3 separate regions of the Homo sapiens genome follow, and all the other regions are linked to region 1. The links are chromatin loops, found by intact Hi-C in ENCODE. Cell type or tissue: endothelial cell of umbilical vein. All regions are shown on one strand.

What was found. Peaks named below come from ENCODE experiments on the same cell type or tissue, not always from the same donor. Only the 100,000 strongest peaks of a DNase experiment are listed, where the experiment ranks them.
Region 2: a loop joins it to region 1, with 2.0 times the contacts of the local background. A loop is called at or near these places in 3 of 110 quality-filtered maps.
Region 3: a loop joins it to region 1, with 2.6 times the contacts of the local background. A loop is called at or near these places in 7 of 110 quality-filtered maps.

What each region holds. Positions count from the first base shown.
Region 1 is chr18:57,777,118-57,785,117 of GRCh38, reverse strand. All of the region lies in intron 1 of ATP8B1 (ATPase phospholipid transporting 8B1), which reads left to right. It overlaps LOC124904310 (a long non-coding RNA gene), which reads right to left. Exons shown (of 2, transcript XR_007066388.1): 2 at 1-8,000. Among named protein-coding and RNA genes, the nearest start is that of ATP8B1, 22 kb to the left of the region's middle. In endothelial cell of umbilical vein, no CTCF peak of the experiment used is centred here; DNase peaks (open chromatin) are centred at 907, 4,107, 4,637 and 6,417; H3K27ac peaks cover 6,114 bases.
Region 2 is chr18:57,663,547-57,671,546 of GRCh38, reverse strand. ATP8B1 (ATPase phospholipid transporting 8B1) reads left to right here. Exons shown (of 28, transcript NM_001374385.1): 17 at 1-79; 18 at 2,065-2,229; 19 at 3,007-3,118; 20 at 4,380-4,455. It overlaps ATP8B1-AS1 (ATP8B1 antisense RNA 1), which reads right to left. Exons shown (of 3, transcript NR_164148.1): 3 at 2,264-3,541. Among named protein-coding and RNA genes, the nearest start is that of ATP8B1-AS1, 37 kb to the right of the region's middle. In endothelial cell of umbilical vein, no CTCF peak of the experiment used is centred here; DNase peaks (open chromatin) are centred at 1,306 and 3,246; H3K27ac peaks cover 1,594 bases.
Region 3 is chr18:57,725,095-57,733,094 of GRCh38, reverse strand. It overlaps ATP8B1 (ATPase phospholipid transporting 8B1), which reads left to right. Exons shown (of 28, transcript NM_001374385.1): 2 at 1,263-1,468. The coding sequence starts at 1,288. It overlaps LOC105372141 (a long non-coding RNA gene), which reads right to left and starts at 1,263. Exons shown (of 4, transcript XR_935524.3): 1 at 1,072-1,263. In endothelial cell of umbilical vein, no CTCF peak of the experiment used is centred here; DNase peaks (open chromatin) are centred at 3,934 and 4,824; H3K27ac peaks cover 1,681 bases.

The DNA of each region.
Region 1 (8,000 bases):
CTTAATACTAGGTCTGGTTTTTTAAAGTCAATTTTAGGTGCTTGTCAACAAAGCCGGAACATGAGAAAATTGAAATGATTTGTGAAGCTCTTACTCTGGCCTGCCCGTGAACTTTTTGAGACAGAAGACCGGCACCAGTTTATTAAAGACTTTGTAAAAGTATACTTAACTTAGTCAACCAGATGTGACTTTTGCTCCCTGGGGAACATTTTAAGTTGTCACAATTCAGGATGCTACAAGCGTCCAGTGGTCAAGGCCAGGGATACTTCTAAATATCCTACAATATGCAGCTCAGCCTCTACAACAAAGAAGTATCTTACCCAAAACGTCACTAGGGTTGAGGCTGAGGAATTCTACCCTAAACCACGGGTAGGAGTCCTCTTAAAATGCTACGGTTTCGCAGGACTTAGTCATAGGCACGTTTCATAATACTCTCCTGCACGTTTCATAATACTCTCCTGCATGCCCCTAAACACAGCACCTCGAGCATTGAACTCTGACATCAGTTGAGAAGATGATACCCCTCTAGCTGGTGCTTAAGCCTTCTGGCTTAAGCCTGGACTTGATCTCTGACCCCTTTCTCTTCCAGACTGCACCCTGCTTTCATTTCCAATCCGTCTCCAAGGCCTGTTGCTTCTACCTCTGGAAGACCTTGACTCCACCTGATAACCTCTATCTCCGCTGCCATCCGCGAGGTTCAAGCTGTCATCCTCCCTCTCCTGGACCATTCCAGTAGCCTTCTTACATGAGGGCTACACTTCTACCCTGCCCCTTCCAAACCAGAGCACCCACTCAGATCCTGCCAACCCTTGCAGTAGCTCATGCTGTGGTTTTAACAACAGCTACCTTCTCTCCACAGCTCTCTATGCCCAGCCCGCCCTGACCCCGGCTTCCCCCTGCAAATTCCATTCTTTTTCTCCTTCAGTTTCTGAAGCATGACGAGTCCCTTCCTGTCCCAGGAACTTCAGATTTGCTGCTTTCTCGCTTGAAAAGCTCTTCCTCTGAAAGGCTCCTTATCTTTTGCCTTTTGGCCCAAATGTCATTTCTTCAGCGTAGTCTCTGCCCACCCCAGTAAAAATTAAAGTAGGAGTCCCTCCTGAGTTATGTCCTCTGCTCACTCTTTCTTTTTCAAGTAGCAAGGATGTAGAGAACAGGGGAAGCCCAGAAATACTGTTGAAATGACAACAGCTCTGTCACCATGCGCCCTTCGATGTATGGTAGAGGAGACGGCTTCTGTGTTTTCTTCAATGCTTAATTTCCTTTATTATTTTTATTTTTTTTTTAAGACGGGGTCTCACTCTGCCACCCAGGCTGGAGTTCAGTGGCGCGATCTCAGCTCACTGCAACCTCTGCCTCCCAGTTCAAGCAATTTTCCTGCCTCAGCCACCTGAGTAGCTGGGATTACAAGCGCGTGCCACCATGCCTGGCTAATTTTTGTATTTTTAGTGGAGATAGGGTTTCACTATGTTGGCCAGGCTGGTTTTGAACTCCTGACCTCAAGTGATCCACCTGCCTTGGCCTCCCAAATTGCTGGGATTGCAGGTATGAGCCACTATGCCCGGTCTTCAATTTCCTTTTATATTGTCTCTTCTTGTGAATATCAGGAGTCTTGCTTCACTTAAGGCAGCATCTACCAGGCATATTCGATATTTTTAAAGTTCTTATTCCCCACAGTCTTTCTATATTATTAAAGGAAATAAATACATAAAAAAGACTTGTTTGTTAAACCATATGTGTCCACCCTGTTGTGTGCCTGTCATCAGTTTCAAAGGACCACAGTAAGCATGTTAGAACTTTTGTTAAACATAAAGATATATAAATATTATCTTATCCATGCCTGCGTTCCATCAGATGCCCTCTTTCCCCTGTAATCTTTACAGTTTCTACTTTATAGTCTCTCTGTAGAGCATTCTTAACCTGAATAGTGTGTTCTCTGTCACCCATCATACTTCTAGGAACGTCCCCGCCTCCCTTCAGCCAGTGCATCTTTAGAAAAGACAAACTAGGCCGGGCACCGTGGCTCACGCCTGTAATCCCAGCACTTTGGGAGGCTGAGGCAGGCAGATCACTTGAGCTCAGGAGTTTGAGACCAGCCAGACCAACATGGTGAAACCCTGTCGCTACTAAAAATAAAAAAATTAGCTGGGCATGGTGGTGGGTGCCTGTAATCCCAGCTACTCGGGAGGTTGAGCCACGAGAATTGCTTGAACCCAGGAGGCGAGTTTGCAGTGAGCCAGGATTGCACCATTGCACTTTAGCCTAGGCAACAAGAGTGAGACTCTGTCTCAAAAAAAAAAAAAAAAAAAAAAAAAAAGAGACAAACTAGAATTAATCTGAGCCAGGTATCATTTAGACAGTAAATCTGTTTTCCTAAAAGAATCATATTATAGTCAAGGCTCAAACAAATAGATTTCATATTATCTGGAGCCTTTCTAAAAATGCATAAACCAGAGGTGACTGAAGAATTTTTTGTCTGTGTGTGTGCGCACCATTCATTCTTGACTTTTTGATAAATGAGATTCTCAAGTTCACCTGGGAAGCATCAAAAACATTGATGCCTGAGTTCTCCTTGCCAGAGTCTTATTAGCCAGTCTGGGATAAACCTGGCTGATTCTCTCATGCGTAGTCAAGACAGAGAATGGCTTGGAAAGTAGACAATGTAAGAGTCTACTCTTTATAGGATGCCTACACGCATAATAAAAAATTTACTTGGGTTTATGGAAATGTCTAGATATAAACCTATGGGGAAAATGATTGAAATAAATGAATGGTGTAACGTAAGGATGCTGGATTGGCGTCTGCAACGCAGCAGCTGTGGGTGGCCTTGATGAGTCTTACTTAATTTCATAGCTCATATCTGTGTAGTTATTTGCTGCTGGCAAACTATTGCTTCATCTTATTTTCGCAAATTCTATAGACAGCAGGGCTTCTTTGCATCTTCTGCCCTTTCTGCTCCATTCTCCAATTAAATGGATTTCACTGCAGCAGCTTTCTGCCCTATGGCAGAGGCCTCCCATGTGCTTCCCAGGCTGGGTTAGGTATGGTTTTGCCAAGCTCCCACTGCAACCTGAGCATATTGTCTTCTCCTGGCATTTACTGTATTTTAAATATTATTATTACTGGTTTTTAGAGATGGGTTCTCGCTCTGTTGCCCAGGTTGGAGTGCAGTGGCCTGATCATACACAGCTCACTGCAGCTTTAAACTTCTGGACTCAGGCCATCCTCCAGCCTCAGCCTCCTGAGTGGCTAGGACTACAGGTGTGTGCCACTATGCCTGGCTAATTAAAATTTCTTCTTTTGTAGAGACAGGGGTATCCTTATGTTGTTCAGGCTGGTCTCAAACTCCTGGCATCAACATCAAGCTATCCTCCCATCTCGGCCTCCCAAAGTACTGGAATTACTGGTGCGAGCCACTGCACCCACCTATGTTTCCCATATTGAACTGTAACAGTCTGTGTTAGGATTTAAGTTATAGTGAGAGATCACGTATCTTCTTCATCCCTGGAGTCCACAACCTAGTAGGCATTCAATAACTGATCAATTAATGAATATATTAATTTTCACTTTACAGATGGGGACACTGAGGCCCAGGGAGACTAAATACAAGTTCAGCACTCACACCTCCCCTAATCTTTCTGAGCTCTGGATTCCTCTTGTAAAAATAAAGAATTTTGGATATTTTTTCTAATAACCCATATAGCTCAAAAACAGGTGGTTCTGTTTTATGATTTTAACAACTCTGCAGTGTTGCCAAAACTCAACAAAGCTGTCTCCAGATGGAGTGAAACAGTCTCAAGAATAAAGATAATGATTAAAATAACGCACCTACTGGCAAGAATGGAATTCACATTACACTTCAACCTAGATCAGGAACTCAGTCCCAACTTCTGAGTATTAAAAATCACCTCGGGAGACTTTGAAGAAGTAGAAGTTCCTGTGTTTTATCCCTTCCCTTTCTGGAGTTTCCCAAGTGATTTTGAAGGAGACCAATCAGCATTTAATGCTTCCTTTTTTGGTGTTCTTGGAGATGACTCATATCTGACCAGCAGTGGTTATGTGAATGGTCTTCATGTCTGATTTTAACATTTTAAACAGTGGGCTGACCCAAACACAGCTCTGTTTGAGCAGCCGGCCTGGCCAGGCCACATATATCATACATACCTTGCTGAGACAAGGAAATTGTCTTCTGTAGAAATTCTGTTGGAATCAGAGAAGTGGCTATCGAGGCTGGACTCTTGACCATTTAGAAATCATTTCCTAATCAGTTATGTCAGGACGAGGGGCAGGCATGCTGGAAAAACAAAAGAGAGAAAGGTGAAACCACAGCTTCCTTCTGTTGGGGTGAAACTGTCCACAGAAAAAAATAAAAGTTTTTTACATATCGTGTACAATATTACCTCCATCAGGCAACCTCTTGGTTGAAGCCAACTGAGAGATTTTGAAGGCTGCAAAATGATTGAACAAGTGTATTTCTTAGGGTTTAAATGAAATCCCTCCAGCGTTTAGTAGAACTGGCAAACTATATGGACTCCTGATTACTAAGTAGTTACGATTTCCTTTCCCCCATCTTTCAAGAAGCTTGTTTTTATTTCTGGTTTGCCTGCTCTCCACACCCCCTCACCCAGCTGCCTGAATTGGAAACCAGCCCACCATAGTTTTAATTGTGAAATTCCTGAAGCTGTTAATATATGTAAACATACAACAGGATGTTTCCCACAGCTGTGCATAATGACTTGGGAAACAGGCCAGAAGACCTGTTTTCAAATTGGGTGAATTCTATAAAGTCTTCAGTTAGGTTTAGAGTAATTATACATTTATGCATTTTTATTTTAAAAGGACTTTAAACAAATTTCACAAGTTGGATATTTTTTAATCCTTTCAAGGATTTACTCAAGTGAGCAAAAGATTAAAAACTAATGTTTGCTTTACCTTTTTCCAACTTCAGATTTTAAACATTCCTCTACATTTATTGACATCTTCCAAAACAATTTTACACAGACAGACAAATTTGTGAAATTTGAGATTCATAATAAATCTGTTATGAGAATTAGAAATGTGGGCTTCAAGGCCAGTTGGTTTATTCAGCATCTAAGCTCTAACATTTATATGCCGTGGTGATTTATAACAGGTTTAGCCAAAAGAGACTGTTTAATATTATAACTGTTAATTTACCTATGTTATTTTTGTTATTTTTTCTTTCTTTCTCTTTTTTTTTTTTTTGAGACGGAGTTTTGCTCTTATTTCCCAGGCTGGAGTGCAGTGGGAAATCTCGGCTCACTGCAACCTCTGTCTTCCAGTTTTCAAGCAATTCTGCCTCAGCCTCCCAAGTCACTGGGATTACAGGCACCCGCCACCACGCCCAGCTAATTTTTTTGTGTTTTTAGTAGAGACGGGGTTTCACCATGTTGGTTGGGCTGGTCTCGAAGTGCTGACCTCGTGACCTACCCGCCTCGGCCTCCCAAAGTGCTGGGATTACAGGCGTGAGCCGCCATGCCCGCCCCTATTTTTTCTTTCATTACACAAGTTAAGAATGGATAATTATACTAAAAATAAGGTAGAAATACCATGTTCGGTGTTGCTAAAATTAAAAAGTGAACATTAGGCTATACCTGATACCAACTTTGGATTTCAAAGGTTAATTTTACATTTTATTTTTGCCCCTTCTGGGAGCCTTTCAGCTCTGCCTGTGAGTGCTCCTAATTCTCTGCCTCTCTCAATGCTGGTTTGAGTGAAGTAATTTCTCTCTGCTGCTACACTTCTTTCTTCTTCTCCTTCTCCTTCTTCTTCTTCCTTTTTTTTTTCTGAGGGAGGGTATCACTCTGTCGCCCAGGCTGGAGTGCAGTGGTGCAGTAACAGCTCACTGTAGCCTCGACCTCCCAGGCTCAAGCAATCCTCTCACTTCAGCCTCCCGAGTAGCTGGGACCACAAGCACATGCCCAGCTAATTTTTGCATTTTTTGTAGAGATGGGGTTTTGCTATGTTGCCTGGGCTGGTCTCGAACTCCTGGGCTCAAACAATCTGCCCACCTCAGCCTCCCAAAGTTCTGGAATTACAAGTGTGAGCCATTACACCCAGCCCTGCTAAACTTCTTATGCTTGGTCCATAAAAGCCTTCTTAAGCTACTTTTGGCCAAATTTGGAACCTTTCTAAAATATCTCAGGATTCTTGTGAAGTGTAATTTGTGATTTCTTCTGTTTCTGGGAAATCCTCTCCCTTGAGCAGGGGTTAGACCTGGTGATGCCCTTCTAGTGAATAAAATATGGCCACAGTGATGGGATGTCACTTCTGAGGCTGGGGCACAGAAACACCCCACTTCCCTCTTGCTGATGCTCTCTCATGCTCTCACTTACTGTAAGAGAAGCCAGCTGCCCCATGGAGAGACATTCATGGCAAAGAACTGGAGCTGGCCTCTGGCCAACAGCCCAAGAGGATGGAATCCTGCCAACAGCCCTGTGAGTGAGCTTGGAGGTGGATCATCCCCAGGCCGACCTTTAGGTGACTGCAGCTCTGGCTCACACCTTGACTGCAGCCTTGGGAGGAGACCCTGAGCCATACCCAGATTCTTGATCCATTGAAACTGAGATTATAGGCCGGGCGCGGTGGCTCATGCCTGTAATCCCAGCACTTTGGGAGGGCGAGGCGGGCGGATCACGAGGTCAGGAGCTCAAGACCATCCTGGCTAACATGGTGAAACCCCGTCTCTATTAAAAAAAAAATACAAAAAATTAGCCGGGCGTAGCGGCGGGCGCCTGTAGTCCCAGCTGCTCCCGAGACTGAGGCAGGAGAATGGCGTGAACCTGGAAGGCGGAGCTTGCAGTGAGCCGAGATCGCACCACTGCACTCCAGCCTGGGCGACAGAGCGAGACTCCGTCTCAAAAAAAAAAAAAAAGAAAAAGAAAAAGAAACTGAGATTATAAATACTTGTGGTTCAAACTGCTAAATTTGGGGGTATTTTGTTAGGCAGCAACAGATAACTAATACAAGGGCAAAGATTTAAGGTACAATTAAAGTTGCCGCTTGCATGTGGGGAGCTCACTATCTGGTAAATGCTTCTGTTGTTGACCATCACTGGAAAGTCAAGATGTGATACCATCATGTTTGTTATTTCCTGATAAAGGGCTCCCACAGTTTCCAAGCTTCAGTTTTGTTCCACCTATTATTTGTTTTTTCATTTAATTTTTGGAATAAGTAATACATGCAAATGGTACAACCTTCGAAAGGTACAAAAGGGTATTAAGTGTCAGCCTTGGCCAGATAAGGTGGCTCACGCCTGTAATCCCAGAACTTTGGGAAGCCAAGGTAGGAGGATCGCTTGAGCCCAGAAGTTCGAAACCAGCTTGGCCAACACGGCAAAACCCTGTCTGTACAAAAACTACAAAAAATTAGCTGGGCATGGTGGCACATGCCTGTAATCCCAGCTACTTGAGAAGCCGAGGTGGGAGGATCACTTCAGCCTGGGAGGCGGAGGTTGCAGTGAGCCGAGATCCCACCGGTGCACTCCAGCTTGGGCAACAGAGTGAGACCCTGTCTCAAAATAAATAAATAAATAAAAAATAAAGTGTCAGTTTTCCTGCCTCCTTTTAACCCAGTTACCCAACTCTCCTACCCAAAGGCACGGGCCATCACCAGTTTATTGGTTATCTTTTTAGAAATCATCTTTGTGTTTACAAACATATATATTCATGTTTCTTTTTTCCCCTGGAACAAATGACAGTGGAATTTGACTTTCAATGGCCTGTCTCAGGAAGATGGTAGATATATAACAGATTGAAATCTTACATAGTTTCTGCATTGGATTCCTGCATTGGATTCCAGCTTTCAATAGATAAGAAATTAGCCTGGCTAGGCACTGTGGCTCACACCTGTAATTCCAGCACTTTCAGATGCTGAGCCGGGCAGATTGCTTGAACCCAAAAGTTCAAGACTAGCCTGGGAAACATAGCGAAATCCCATCTCTACAAAAAATGTAAAAATCAGCTGGGTGTGGTGGCACATGCCTA
Region 2 (8,000 bases), 110 kb after region 1:
TAAAGGTGCTGACACTGTTATTTATGAACGGTTACATCGAATGAATCCTACTAAGCAAGAAACACAGGATGCCCTGGATGTAAGTTTCACTTTTATTCTTTCTGCAAGGGATTCTGAACTTACTCTCTGATGCTGTCTGTTAAGTTTGCATGAAAGCTGTATGTTAACTGCTGACCCTCCCTTTGCTTTGCAATAGTTGGGGTGGAAAGAGCAGTAAAGTAGGAATACAGCCACCTGGGTCCCAGTTCTGCCCCTGCCACTGACTTCCTGGGATATCACCATGGTGCCCTCTCCCAGCATGTGGGTCTTCAAGGTCTATAGGACTGAGGCAGGGGAATGGCTTAGCTCTCTTCCAGTGGCCTTGAGCAAGCTACATAACCATACTAGGTTGTAGTCTTACTATGTGTGTGGTCCCCAAGACCTCCACTAACTTCAAGTTGTAGTGCAAAGGAAGGAAAGCATTCATATGTGACAGGATGACAGAGCTGACTATAGGTCACATCTTGTCTAGCCAAGATGGCAGAAGCGGTTCAACTGATTGAGTATTTGGTGTCTCATGCCTGTAGTCCCAGCACTTTGGGAGGCCAAGGCGGGTGTATCACCTGAGGTCAGGAGTTCAAGACCAGCCTGGCCAACGTGGTGAAACCCCGTCTCCACTAAAAATACAAAAAAATTAACTGGGTGTGGTGGTGGGCACCTGTAATCCCAGCTACTTGGGAAGCTGAGGCAGGAGAATCGCTTGAACCCCAGAGGGAGGGGGTAGAGTGAGCCGAGATCGTACCATTGCACTCCAGCCTGGGCGACAAGAGCAAAACTTGGTCAAAATAAAAAAGATGTGACTATAAAGTAATGAGATGTTTACTGGTTCATGTTGAAACTGTTTAAAATGTTTAAATCAGGCTGGGTGCAGTAGCTCACGCCTGTAATCCCAGTACTTTGGGAGGGTGAGGTGGCAGATCACGAGGTTAACAGATCGAGACCATCCTGGCCAACATGGTGAAACCCCGTCTCTACCAAAAATACAAAGATTAGCCAGATGCAGTGGCACCCGCCTGTAATCCCAGCTACTCAGGAGGCTGAGGCAGGAGAATGGCGTGAACCAGGGAGGCAGAGGTTGCAGTGAACCGAGATCGCACCACTGCACTCAAGCCTGGGCGATAGAGTGAGACTTCATCTCAAAAAAAAAAAAAAGAAAAAGAAAAAGAAAAAAAAAGAAAATGTTTGAATCGTTCATCATGGGAAAATTGCCAGATACTCTTTTCCATTAAAAGCTTTGACCTCAGCTTTAACAATGGCTTGTGTATTTTAGAATTGGTTTGAGGGAATAATGCTTAGTGGAGAGTTCATAGGTGATTGGACTTGTATCACAGTTTGTTGGAACAAGTTATAAAGTTGTCAGGTTCGTGCTTATGTCATTACACCCCAAGGCAGCTCCCTTGGTCTGATATTTTCCTAGTCATGAAGAGAAAAAGAGAAAATGAGAAAATGAGAAAGGTAATAGAAGATTTAGAAGAAAGGTAAGCTTTTCCCTTTGGAAACTGGAAGTGCAGTCCTGGACCCTATAGAAGTTTAGAAAAGCAAAGTCTATTATAAAGTGATGTTTAGGCTGGGTGCAGTGGCTCATGCCTGTAATCCCAGCACGCTGGGAGGCTGAGTTGGGCAGATCACATGAGCTCGTGAGTTCAAGACCAGCATGATGAAACCCCATCTCTACAAAAAAAAGTACAAAAATTACCAGGCGTGGTGGTGCACACCTGTAGTCCCAGCTACTTGGGAGGCTGAGGTGAGAGGATGGCTTCAGCCTGGAAGGCAGAGGTTGCAGTGAGCCGGGATTGCATCACTGCATCCCAGCCTGGATGATAAAGCCAGACCTTGTCTCAAAAAAAAAAAAAGTGACATTTAATCCCCTCTCTAAAGTGTATTTGTACAGAATCTGTCATGTTTAATGATCTCTTTTTAAATTCTGTTAGTATATTACTTCAAAGTAAAATTTCAGACTTGATCCTGAATTACATAAATTAACTATTCTTTGCATTGGTGGATTTATTTTTTTAAATAAAACAGATCTTTGCAAATGAAACTCTTAGAACCCTATGCCTTTGCTACAAGGAAATTGAAGAAAAAGAATTTACAGAATGGAATAAAAAGTTTATGGCTGCCAGTGTGGCCTCCACCAACCGGGACGAAGCTCTGGATAAAGTATATGAGGAGATTGAAAAAGACTTAATTGTGAGTTTTAGCCTTAATAACTTTTTCTTTGATATTCTAAGCAGAATTGAAATTTTTATTAAGTTTTATTGAATATTTGATCTCATGCTTAAGAGATAATTGTAACTTCAGCATTTGACACTGGCACAATGGAAGAAGGTTATTTCTTTTATTCACCAAAATAGGAGCAGAACAGAAGTTGCCATTATGAGAAACCAAAAGACAAAATACATTAGGAGAAGTTCTAATTTAATTCCATAATTTGTATATCACTTATTAAAATTTATTATAATTTTTAAACAATAACAAACCTGCATCTAATACTTATTACATTGGGGGAATTACCGAAACAATTCATATTCTGCAAAATCTTGAAATAAGAAAAATATATTGTTTCTAAAAGTTTTCCAAATTTAATACATAGTTTTTGTAGGGTTTAGATAAGTGGAAAATATTCAACAAATAGCTAGTATTGCAACTGGTTTACGGTTTATGTCAGTATAAAGCCACAAATACACAAGAAAAGTGTATTTTTAACATCCTTGATTTTGTACTTGCATTTTTGTCTTGGTAAATTAAATAGTTCATCCTTTAGGGAAAAAGTTTTTAGGTGTGTTGGTTTGCAGTAATTGTGAAACATGGCAGCCTTCCCTGTTAACACTGGCCATTGGCCCCAGGAGAGCAGCAACCAGGATGTATAATTAGCCCTTCTTTTTACAGGTTGGCAACCTGTAATTACAGAAAACTTTTGGTTTGTTTGCTAATTCCTTTTTTTTTTTTTTTTAATATACATTCTAGCTCCTGGGAGCTACAGCTATTGAAGACAAGCTACAGGATGGAGTTCCAGAAACCATTTCAAAACTTGCAAAAGCTGACATTAAGATCTGGGTGCTTACTGGAGACAAAAAGGGTAATTCATTGTGCAGGGAAGCATATCTGTTAATTCACAAATATTTATAGCTGCCGTTTCCTTTGCCCAAGATGACCTCCTCAGACTTTTCATCCTGTACAAACACTGTTTCTTTGGACGGAAGATGCTTTTTCTGAGAAACCCTCCTCTGTTTTTCCAGCACATTCTTCTGCATCCTTTCCTGATCCCCCTCAGTAGCAGTTTCTTCCTTATAATTTAGCTCCTGGCCATGTCTTGCTGATTATAATTGGTCTTATCTCTCCAGCCAGACGTGGGTTCCCGTCCTGAAAGGGCCATCCCTCTTGTCCCTCTGTCCTTCCAGTGCTTTGACATTTGGTGGGCACAGAGTAGAACAATACAAAGTACTGAACAATAACTTTGGTTTTCTTGCCAATTTTATTGCTTGGCAATAAAATTGTATACCTAAGGAAAGAACGATTTTAATTTTTTAACTTTAGAACTCAACAAGCACTTGTTTGGTATTGATACTTTACTTTGTAAGCCTTCCACAAGAAATCAAATAATGTCTCTTGCGCTGAAATCGTCAACGGGTTACACACTCTGCAAAGTTATGGGAAGCACAGCCCTGACCTTAAATAAATGCCAAATTGGGTGGTAATTTAAAAGGAAAAAAAATCTTCACGTAAGGGTTGGTGGAAATTATTATGCTTCCCTCTGCCCCCGCCCCCCGCCAATAACAGAGTAATTGAACCAGGAACTGAGAGTGTTTAGTAATTTAATGAACATTGGTTTACTAAATAACCAGTTTATATGTTTGATAATATAGCACATTTTATTATTGAAAACATTTCAAATTAGACTTTGACTTTCACTTGTTTTATTATGGAGAAAAGGATTTTTCTTCTGCATGTGATTCCTACAGATTGCTATAGAAAAATAGTGTGTTTGTGTGAATCTGGTTATGTTCATGAACTAAAAAATATCATTACTAGGTAAAATCAATTATTCAGTTCAACAGTAAGAATGAGCCTGGCAAACATGACAAAACCCCATCTCTAGAAAAAACACAAATTGTTTGGTGGCTTGGCAGCGAGTTGCGTAGTCCCAGCTACTTGGGGGCTGCGGGTGGTGCTGAGATGGGCAGATCACTTGAATCCTGGAGGTTGAGGCTGTAGTGAGCAGAGATTGTGCCACTGCACTCCAGCCTAGGCAGTGGGAGTGAGATGCTGTCTCAAAAAACAAAATAAAATAAAATAAAAACAGCAGGAATGACATTTGACTTAATTTTATTCTATTGTAGAAACTGCTGAAAATATAGGATTTGCTTGTGAACTTCTGACTGAAGACACCACCATCTGCTATGGGGAGGATATTAAGTGAGTAAAAGCCTGCAGTATGAAATTACGTAATAGCTCATCTTTGCAAATGCAAGACTGTCTGTAGAAGATAGCAGATATGAAGAAATAGGGGTTACGATGTGTCACTTGGGGCAGTTTCCTCATGTTTAAATGAGGCAAGACAACAACAGGCAGTTCCAAGTAATCAAGGTGCAGCCTAAATTTGAGCAGATTTTACTTTTAGGGAAACTTGGGGCCCTTCAGAGGCCATTTTTCTCCATTCCTTCTCAGCTCAGGCCAGGCGCAGTGGCTCATGCCTGTAATCCCAGCCCTTTGGGAGGCCGAGGCGGGTGGATCACCTGAAGTCAGGAGTTCTAGAGCAGCCTGGCCAACATGGTGAAACCCCGTCTCTACTAAAACTACAAAAATTAGCTGGGTGTGGTGCCCGGTGCCTGTTATCTCAGCTACTCGGGAGGCTGAGGCAGGAGAATCACTTGAACCCAGGAGGCAGAGGTTGCAGTGAGCCAAGATCACGCCACTGTACTCCAGCCTAGGTGACAAGAGTGAAACTCTGTCTCATTAAAAAAAAAAAAAAAACTCGGTTCACCTACTAAAAATTCCGTAAAAAGCCTGTAATATCGCTAGCAAATTAATATGAATTATAGTCCTATTTTGCTTTTTCTAGGAACTTTTACTTTTGAAAGGGAAATAGAAGAAAGGAAAAAAAAAACCCAAAACTTTTGCGGGAAGGAAATGTGTGGGTGGGTTACATCATGTAGGTCCCCTGTAATCTAGTCTAGGTGGGGCAGGCCTGATAATTCAAATGTTAGCATATGCTGAAACGTTTGTTAGCTTTGAATCAGAGTCGCAGCAGACCTGGAAATGTATGATGAAAAAGCCCTGTCTTGTTCTGAAGCTATAAATATGCTGCACACAGTTACTGTGATGTGTTTACTGATGGCCTGACAGTTCCTCAAGATTTTTCCCTACAGAGCTTCTCTCAGGCCAGCATGAGGTCAGATTAAACTGTTAACATACACATTTGCCAGGTGTGATAAAGTGATGAGGGAATTGATGGTCAATATTAGTCTTATTTCTAATGATGGTGATAAAGCATTTTCTAGTTGTTCTAGTATATTAGGTATTCCGTCAAATTAGACAAAATCAGTAGCCTTATGATCTAAATCAGTTCCATTTAGAACTGATTTAGTTTATGTGCCCAAATAGAGGTACATAAGCCATGCCCCTTTGTGCTTTTAGGTTTTAAAAAAGTAGCAACAGGCTGGGCACGGTGGCTCATGCTTGTAATACCAGCACATTGGGAGGCCGAGGCGGGTGGATCACGAGGTCAGGATTTTGAGAACAGCCTGACTGATATGATGAAACCCCGTCTCTACTAAAAATACAAAAATTAGCCAGGCATGGTGGCATGTGCCTGGAATCCCAGCTACTCGGGAGACTGAGGCAGGAGAATTGCTTGAACCTGGGAGGCAGAGGTTGCAGTGAGCCAAGATAGTGCCACTACACTCCTGCCTGGGTGACAGAGCAAGACTCCGTCTCAAAAAAAAAAAGTAGCAACAGACAAATAAATGCTTAATGCTTAATGAGTTTACTTTAGTAGTTTTGGGCTTCAAGTAATCTGATTAATTACTATATGGCTTTGTTTATTTTTTGTAGATGGGGCTGTAAAAAAATTTCTGGTCTCTCTTTTGAAAGTCTTAAAAATTGGTCCCGAAGCTAAAGTAAAAGATAAAATGTATGCAAGTAGCAAATGTTGTGACCATGCCCTTAGCTGAGTTTACCTTTATAGAGAGAGGAATCATCTTCCCAGGTGGCTCTTAAATTGATGATTCCTATAAAATGATTTGAATAGAAGGTATCTTCATTTTTTTTCTCTTACGGCCTTTCAATGATTTGTCTTAGTCACTCACTTTTAACTTGAAAATGAGAATTAAATTGATGTGGAAAAGGGATACTAGATACTTAATCCTCTAGTGCAGTGATTCTCCGTGGGGAGTGAGTTTGCCTTCCAGGGACCCTTTGGCACTGTCCAGAGACACTTGCTTGTTTCAGCTGCAGAGAAGTGCTCCTGGCTTCTAGTGGGTAGAGGCCAGGGATGTTGCTAAACATCCTCCAGTGCAAGGGATGGCCACACAAAATAAAGGATTATTAGGCCCAAGACATCAAGAGTGCAAAGGCTGAGAAGCCTTCTTTGGAAGGAGAAGAACAATGGCTTTTTGTATGTAATAGTAAGAGTCCTGAGCCAGAAGTTACAAGATAACTGAGTCCTCATTCTAGTTTTCCTATCAACCTGCAGCAGGCAAATCACATCACCTTCCTCTGGCTTGATTTCCTTATTTGTAACATGAAGAGATTGGACAAGATATTTAAGGTCCCTTCCACTCCAAAATTTCATGACTCATTTTTCTATCACATGAAAGTGTTACACGTAGCCTTGTCACATATATCATTTTAACACAAACATTTAATTTGTTGATATAAAGCACTGAGAATTTCTCAAACACAGATATAGTTTTGTTTATATGAAAATAAGTTTATTCCTAACAAACAATAGCCAGTATTCTAATTCAGATCAAGATTGCCTTTCCTTTTTTTTTTTTTTTTTTTTCTTAGAAAGACTCTGTCACCCAGGCTGGAGTGCAGTGGTGCAATCTTGGCTCATTGCAACCTCCGCCTCCTGGGTTCAAGTGATCCTCATGCCTCAGCCTCCCAAGTAACTGGGATTACAGGCACCGCCACCACGCCTGGGTAATTTTTGTATTTTTAGTAGAGACAGAGTTTCACTATGTTGGCCAGTCTGGCTGCGAACTCCTGACCTCGACTGATCTGCCCGTCTCAGCCTCCCAAAGTGCTGGGATTACAGGTGTGAGCCACAGTGCCTGGCCTAAGATTGCCTTTCTTCTGTTGCTGTGTATACATTTTCAACTGTATCTTCCTTTGACTGTCTTTGAAAAATGATGAATTACATGGTACCCCCATGGTGGATGAATCGAGACATAGTAAAATTACATGTCGCTCAGTTAAAAAAAAAAAAAAAAAAGGGCTGGCCAGGCGTGGTGGCTCATGCCTGTAATCCCAGCACTGTGGGGGGCTGAGGCGGGTGGATCATGAAGTCAAGAGATTGAGACCATCCTGGCCAACATGGTGAAACCCTGTCTCTACTAAAAATACAAAAATTAGCTGGGCATGGTGGTGCCCGTCTGTAGTCCCAGCTACTTGGGAGGCTGAGGTGGAAGAATAGCTTGAACCTAGGAGGTGGATGTTGCAGTGAGCTGAGATAACACCACTGCACTCCAGCCTGGTGACAGAGCGAGACTCTGCCTCAAAAAAAAAAAAAAAAAAAAAAAATGGGCAAAGCACTTTGAGTAGACATTTTTCCAAAGAGGACATGCAAATGGCTGATAAACATGTGAAAGGAGGCTCATCATCACTAATCATTAGGGGAAGATAAATCAAAACCAAAGCAAGATAACACCTCACACCCTTTAGGATGGCTACTATCAAAAACAAAACACAATAGAAAATAACAATCATTGTTGAAGGAACCTTTGTGTGTTGTTGAT
Region 3 (8,000 bases), 52 kb after region 1:
TCATCTTATGCGGTAGATGCTCAAACACAAATTCCAGATACAGAGTGGGCAGTGGTAGTTAGGAAGATAGAAAGGCTAGGGAGTGTTCCTGGGAAGTCAGTAAACTTGGAAGATCTAAGGTTATATTAAAAATGTTGTATCAGAACAAAGGCTCAGGACGTTAGTGTTAGCAGAAACCAGATATCTTAGAGCAGTGGTTTGTCAACTTTGCCAGCAATCCACAGTAAGAAATTCAACTCCGGCCGGGCGCGGGCCTGTAATCCCAGCACTTTGGGAAGCCGAGGCGGGTGGATGACTTGAGGTCAGGAGTTCGAGACCATCCTGGCTAACACAGTGAAACCCCGTCTCTACTAAAAATACAAAAATTAGCCGGGCGTGGTGGTGTGTGCCTGTAATCCCAGCTACTTGGGAGGTTGAGGCAGGAGAATCACTTGAACACAGGAGGCGGAGGTGACAGTGAGCCGAGATCGTGCCATTGCACTCCAGCCTGGGTGACAGAGGGAGACTCTATCTCAAAAAAAGAAAAAAAAGAAATTCAACTCCACTAACACCCACAATGCAAATAAATGTGTGAATGTGTACAACTATTTTATCAAGCAGTACTTATTATATGTGCTGTAATCTGATATTTTATAGCCTGTTTCATTTTATTTTAATGTTGATTGTTACCCACTAAATTTATTTCATTGAGACCCCCTAATTTGAAATATTGCCTTGAATATATATATACATATATATACACATATATACATATATATACACACATATATACACATATATACACACATATATACACATATATATACATATATACACATATATACATATATACACATATATACATATATACATATATATACACATATATACATATATACACATATATACATATATACACATATATACATATATACACATATATACATATATACATATATATACATATATACACATATATACATATACACATATATATACATATATACATATATATATACACATACATATATATATATACCCTTGTTTAAAAATAAAAGGTTTGCAGCTCCATATTTTTTAAAAAAATCTTACCCAAGCATTTAATCAGTACTGAATGGTTTTGTTCTTGTCTTCATGTCAAGTTGAATTTGGGGGTACTATTCCAGAATATTTACATGTTAGACAATGTTCTGTAAAAGGGGCATTGTAGCAGCATGCAGGCAGTATTCAACCAAAAACTGGGCAAGAGTCATAATTCACTCTGGTTTCTCTTTCCTTTTAAGCAGGTAGTTCCAATTTGCCAGCAGAATGAGTACAGAAAGAGACTCAGAAACGACATTTGACGAGGATTCTCAGCCTAATGACGAAGTGGTTCCCTACAGTGATGATGAAACAGAAGATGAACTTGATGACCAGGGGTCTGCTGTTGAACCAGAACAAAACCGAGTCAACAGGGAAGCAGAGGAGAACCGGGAGCCATTCAGAAAAGGTAACCACATGAAGTCCCGGTGACTAGGTCGCTTATAAATCCTCATGTGGGTCATGGCCACACGTGCCAAAGATGATCGGTCTATTTTGCGTGGTCTAGGAGAGAATCTTCTCTGATCTCTTCTTAGGATGCGACTGACAGAATGGTGGATGGGCTTGGACAAGTACCCATTGTCCTTAGTAAGAAGGGCTGGGAGAGCATATCTGACAAGTTCTGCAGAGAAAATACATTAAGGTCTTTGTTAGTGTGTGTATATATATATATATATATATATATATATATATATATATATATATATATATATATATATATATATATTTTGAGGCAGGGTCTCACTGTGTCTCCCCAGCTGGAGTCCAGTGGTGTGAACTCGGCTCACTGCAGCCTTGACCTCCTGGACTCAAGTGATCCTCCTACCTCAGCCTCCTGAGTAGCTGGACTACAGGCATGCACCAGTATGTCCAACTAATTTTTGTATTTGTGTGTGTGTTTGTGTGTGTAGATGGTATTTCACTATGTTGCCCAGGCTCGTCTCAAACTCCTGAGCTCAAGGGATCTGCCCACCTCAACCTCTCAAACTCCTGGAATTACAGGCATGAGCTACGATGCGTAGCCAGTGTATATATTCTTAAAATGGAGTTATGCGGGCAAGAATCTGCATGTTACTGCACCCAGAAATTTTTAAAGGATACATATCAATCAGTCTTAGATGTTAACTATTAGTATTGTTAAATTGGCGGTATGAGTTATATAAATAACCATCCTTGTGTATGTGTGTGTGTGTGTGTGTGTATATATATATATATATATATATATATATATATGTATATGGTCTGCCCAGGGTCAGGCCAGCATCAGAGGCAGGGTCTAGACCAAGGCCAGCAAACTTTTTCTGTAAAGGGCCAGCAAGTAAACATTTTAGGCTTTGTGGACCACGTGGTCTCTGCCAATGTTGAGTGTAAGTGACCGCAGACAGTACATCACTGAAGGCAGTAGAACATGGCTTGCTTTTACCATGATGCCTTTTCTTTTGTGGCTTTTCTATTTCATCTCCTGCTGGTTCTCCCACCCTGGCAAACAGATGTGGGCTTCTCTTGTAGCTCTTCTCCATGAGCAAGCTGAGACTTTTCTCTCTGGACCCCAGATTTGATATCAGGCTGAAAATATTTCCTCCATGGTGTTCCCTAAAATTCTAGCCGAACAACCTTAGCATCACATTCACAGAAATCATTATCATAGTGTTCTGGTTTCAGCGCTCCAGACACGCCTCCCTGCAGCCTTAGTCAGAGAAGCCTCGGATTTTAGCTGGTTTTCCCGAGGTCTCTGTTACTGCCATTCTGCCCTTGAAGGCTTTCTAGAAGCCTCTTTTTCCCCCATGCCAAACCCCCCCTCTAGTTTCTCTTTCTTGGGTTCTGCTATCTGGATGAGCTATTTTTTTCTAATAATTTTAACCTGTAGAAGATGTGATATGCATGAAATCCCATTTCTGCAATGATTCTTCCTGTTCTGGTCACAGAATCTGCCTGTGGGGAGATTCTCAGTGTGGGGAGTGCATGCACCCCGCGAGCCCCATCTCACCCAAATGTGGGGAGGCCATTGACTCCTGTATGTTGTGTGTCCGCTACCTTTCCATAGCAAACATTTAGATGGATTACCTCTTAGAGTGGGTTTCTGGTTTTGATTTCAAGCTGTTGAGGATTGAGCTTAAGTGCCTTCTGCCTTGAATCAGAAGGTACTAAACTCATGATACTTGACCAAAATTAAAGTGAAATTCCCTGCCGGGCACAGTGGCTCACGCCTGCAATCCCAGCACTTTGGGAGACTGAGGTGAGTGGATCACCTGAGGTCAGGAGTTCAAGACCAGCCAGACCAACATGGTGAAACCCCGTCTCTACTAAAAATACAAAAATTAGCCAGGCGTGGTGGCAAGTGCCTGTAGTCCCAGCTATTTGGGAGGCTGAGGCAGGAGAATCACTAGAACCCGGCAGGCAGAGGTGGCAGTGAGCTGAGATGGTGCCATTGCACTCCAGCCTGGGCAACAAGAGTGAAACTCCAACTCAAAAAAAAAAAAAAAAAAGAAAGAAAGAAAATGGAATTCCCACCAATCTGAACAGGAAGGTGGCCTCTGTCATAACAGGTCCAGACTGGATATTGGTGAACTAGCTAAAGCTGAAGCAGCCAGACAAGTTACAAGGAAGTTCTAGTTGATTGCCCAAACAGTGAATAAAACATGCTTCTTCCTCATTCCTTTCCCCGCTAATTGCACTGCTTAGTCTCCTATCACAATTTTGGAATCTCTACCAAATGTAGATATCTGATGGGGTGGCAGGAGAATTGGCTCCATGGGGTCCAGGGTCAACTTTGCTCTTGGTGCTTGGTGGCACGCCATCAGACGTGTAGTCCGAGACACAGCAAAGGGACCGGGATTGGGTGCCTGCAGAAATGTCAGAGACGCATGTAGTGGGTGGAAACTCTCATCCCCTGTTTTTTTACAACTCTGCCTGCCCATTCTGGTGGTTAGGATCCTTTCCTGATCATTCAGTTTGCAGGTCATATGTTTTGTAGATTTCTACCCTCGGTATATGGGCATTAAAAGAGCTCAGTCTTGGCCGGGTGCGGCGACTCATGCCTGTAATCCCAGCACTTTGGGAGGCCAAGGAAGTTGAATCGCCTGAGGTCAGGAGTTCGAGACCAGCCTGGCCAACATAGTGAAACCCCATCTCTATTAAAAATACAAAAATTAGCCCGGCATGGTGGTGCACACCTATAATCCCAGCTACTCGGGAGGCTGAGGCAGGAGAATCGCTTGAACCTGGGAAATGGAGGTTGCAGTGAACCAAGATCCCACCACTACACGCCATCCTGGGTGACAAAGTGAGACTCCATCTCAAAAAAAAAAAAAAAATGCTCAGTCTTGAATCTTAGTCATGTTTTCCAAGGGTGATTTATATTCCTAGGGGATTTGGGTGGTTCTCGCTTCTCAAAACCCATATCAAATGACTTTGCCTGTGACTTTTTACAAAAATTCTTATTCTAATACCTCTCTGCGCCCTTCCCAAGCACACAGATGATGTTCAGTAAATGCCAGACCTCTTTCCTCCCATTTCCCATGTGCCCTGCCTCCCTCACAGCCAGTCTGCTCTCCTTCTTTCCTCCCTTCCTCTCTTTGCCCTCTTCATCCCTCTTTCCTTTCCCACTATATTCTCATTTGTGCAATTTCCCAGTTAAGGTCAGTGTCACCCTGACTTCTCTTTCTTTTTTTAATCATCATCTGTCTTTCTTGACATTTCACATCCTGAATAATTTCCTTCAGAGAATCAGTTCTTTAAGACATCAGAACATGAGTCACCCTGCGAGGTACCACCAGACTAACACCAGGGACCAGCACCCATTCTAGCAAAACACTGCCTAAGCAGCCTGAACTGCGCTAGTTTCTTTAATGAGGGTTGTAGCACAGAAAGTTGCTTTCTTTTTTTTTTAAAGAAAGGAAATCCTCTAGCCCAACTAAGCTTTCCTGTTAAACAAGTGCTTTGAGAGACCCATTCAGAGTACTTTTCACTAGAAGGACCTTTATTGTGTTTTGTGAGAAGGAAGGACAGGCACAAACATGCTGTTAGAATGTGCCATGGAGAAAGATAAGCCCACAGGTTCGAGTGGAGTAACTTTACCCTTTGTGTAAAGATTCAGCAAAGATTCTCAGAAATGAGCGGGAATGTTTTCAGTGCTATGGGATGAGCTCTGTCGTTTCCTGATGAACACACTTCTCAGCATGTGTTCTGGGAAACACTAGTTTTTGTATTTTTGGAGTTTTCTTGTTGTTTGTTTGTTTGTTTTTGTTTTGAGATGGAGTCTCTCTCTGTCGCCCAGACTGGAGAGCAGAGGCGCGATATCGGCTCACTGCAACCCCGCTCCTGGGTTCAAGCGATTCTCCTGCCTCAGCCTCCCAAGTAGCTGGGATTACAGGCGTATGCTACCACGCCTGGCTAATTTTTGTATTTTTAGTAGAGACAGAGTTTCACCATGTTGGCCAGGATGGTCTCGATCTCCTGAACTTGTGATCCACCAGCCTCAGCCTCCCAAAGTGCTGGGATTATAGGCGTGAGCTACCACACCCGGCCTTAAAGTGATATCTTCATAAAATAATCTGGAATTAAGAATGTGGGGTCTTTAGCGCATCTATGAATTAATATTTAGTTGGAACCAAAACACAGATAAAGATGGCTCATTGAAACGTATCAATCGTAGGATATCCTAGGGAATCTGTGAAAAGTGCTGAGGGAGCTGTTCCACTTAATAAGATGAATTTTCCATTTTCGGCACATACCACATATGGGAGTCTACTCTGGCTACTTATTTTCTTTCTTTCTCTGATCGGTTGTAAATTACCATCCACCTCCACAGCCTAAAAACACCAGAGTAATTGATGCTTGTAAAGCCGCAGGGTGAGGGGTATTCCTGCACTGAGTGATTACTGATGGGGAAGGGTGGTGATACTGTGCCATCTCATTTTATTTTATTCTTTTTATTTATTTGTTTATTTATTTATTTGACAGAATCTCGCTCTTGTTGCCCAGGCTGGAGTGAAGTGGCGTGATCTCAGCTCACTGCAACCTCCGCCTCCCGGGTTCAAGTGATTCTCCTGCCTCAGCCTCCCGAGTAGCTGGGATTACCGGCGCCCGCCATCACGCCCAGCTAATTTTTGTATTTTTAGTAAGGACGGAATTTTGCCATGTTGGCCAGGCTTGTCTTGAACTCCTGACCTAAGGTGATTCGCCCACCCTGGCCTCCCAAAGTGCTGGGATTACAGGCATGAACCACTGTGCCCGGCCTATTCTATTTATTTTTAAGATCTTGGGCAACATGCTCATTTTAGAGAATTTGCTTTCAAGTCATGTAATTTATGATTGAACCTTGGGTAAGAATCTCTTGCTCATGGAAACCTAACTCAGCTGGTGGTTTTCTTCCTGCTACTTTGCAGCCCAAGTTCAGAAGTAGATTTTTAATGATAGAAGTCACCATAGGAAGACACTCTCCTTTGCACTAACTGGGGGTTCTCAGTCCTGCCTGTACATCAGAACCTCTTGTGGAATTTTTACAAACTCTCTAGGTGCCTGGACCCAGCCCCTGAAGATACAGAGTGGTTCTGGGATGAGGCAAGGGGAAGAATCTATCATTTAAAATGAATTCAGTGGCCTGAATATTTTCTCCCATTCTGTTGTCTCTTTACTTTGTTGATTGTTTCCTTTGCTTTACAGAAGCTTTTTAACTTGTGATCTCATTTGTCCGTTTTTGCTTTGGTTGCCTGTGCTTGTGAAGTATTACTCAAGAAATCTTTGCCCAGTTTAGTGTCCTGGAGAGTTTCCCAAGTGGTTTTTTTGTTGTTGTTGTTTGTTTTTGTTTGAGGCAGAGTCTTGCTCTGTCACCAGGCTGAAGTGCAGTGGCACAATCTTGGCTCACTGCAACCTCAACTTCTTGAGTTCAAGCAATTCCCTTGCCTCAGCCTCCCGAGTAGCTGGGACTACAGGTATGTACCACCATGCTCGGCTAACTTTTTGTATTTTAGTAGAGACAGGGTTTCACCATGTTGGCCAGGATGGTCTCCATCTCTTGACCTTGTGATCCACCCACCTTGGCTTCCCAAAGTGCTGGAATTACAGGCGTGAGCCACCATGCTCAGACTTCCCCAGGGTTTTCTTGGAGTAGTTTCATAGTTTGAGGTCTTAGATTTAAGTCTGTAATCCATTTTGATTCAATTTTTGCATATGACAAGAGATGGGGTCTACTTTCATTCATCTACATATAAATATGCAGTTTTTCCTTGCATCATTTATTGAAGAGACTGCCTTTCCCCAATGTATGTTCTTGGCACCTTTGTTGAAAACAAGTTTACTAAGGATGTATGAATTTATCTCTGAGTTCTCTTTTCTGTTCCATTGATCTGTGTGTCTGTTTTTATGCCAATACCACGTTGTTTTGGTTATTATAGCTCTGTCATATAATTTGAAGTCAGGTAGTGTGATTCCTACAGTTCTGTTCTTTTGGCTTAGATTAGCTGTGGCTTTTCTGGGTCTTCTGTGGTTCCCATACAAATTTTAGGATTTTTTTTCTATTTCTGTGAAGACAGTCATTGGTATTTTCATAGAGATTGCATTGAATCTGTAGATTGCTTTGGGCAGTGTGGACATTTTAACAATATTCCAATCCATGAGCATGGAATATCATTCCATTTTTCTGGTGTCCTCTTTAGTTTCTTGCATCATTGCAATCAATTTATAGTTTTGATTGCAGAGATCTTTTACTTCTTTGGTAAACTTAATTCTTAGCTATTTTATTCATAGCTATTATAAATGGGATTATTTTTTTTCTTTTTTTTTTATTATACTTTAAGTTTTAGGGTACATGTGCACATTGTGCAGGTTAGTTACATATGTATACATGTGCCATGCTGGTGCGCTGCACCCACTAACTCATCATCTAGCATTAGGTATATCTCCCAATGCTATCCCTCCCCCCTCCCCCCACCCCACCACAG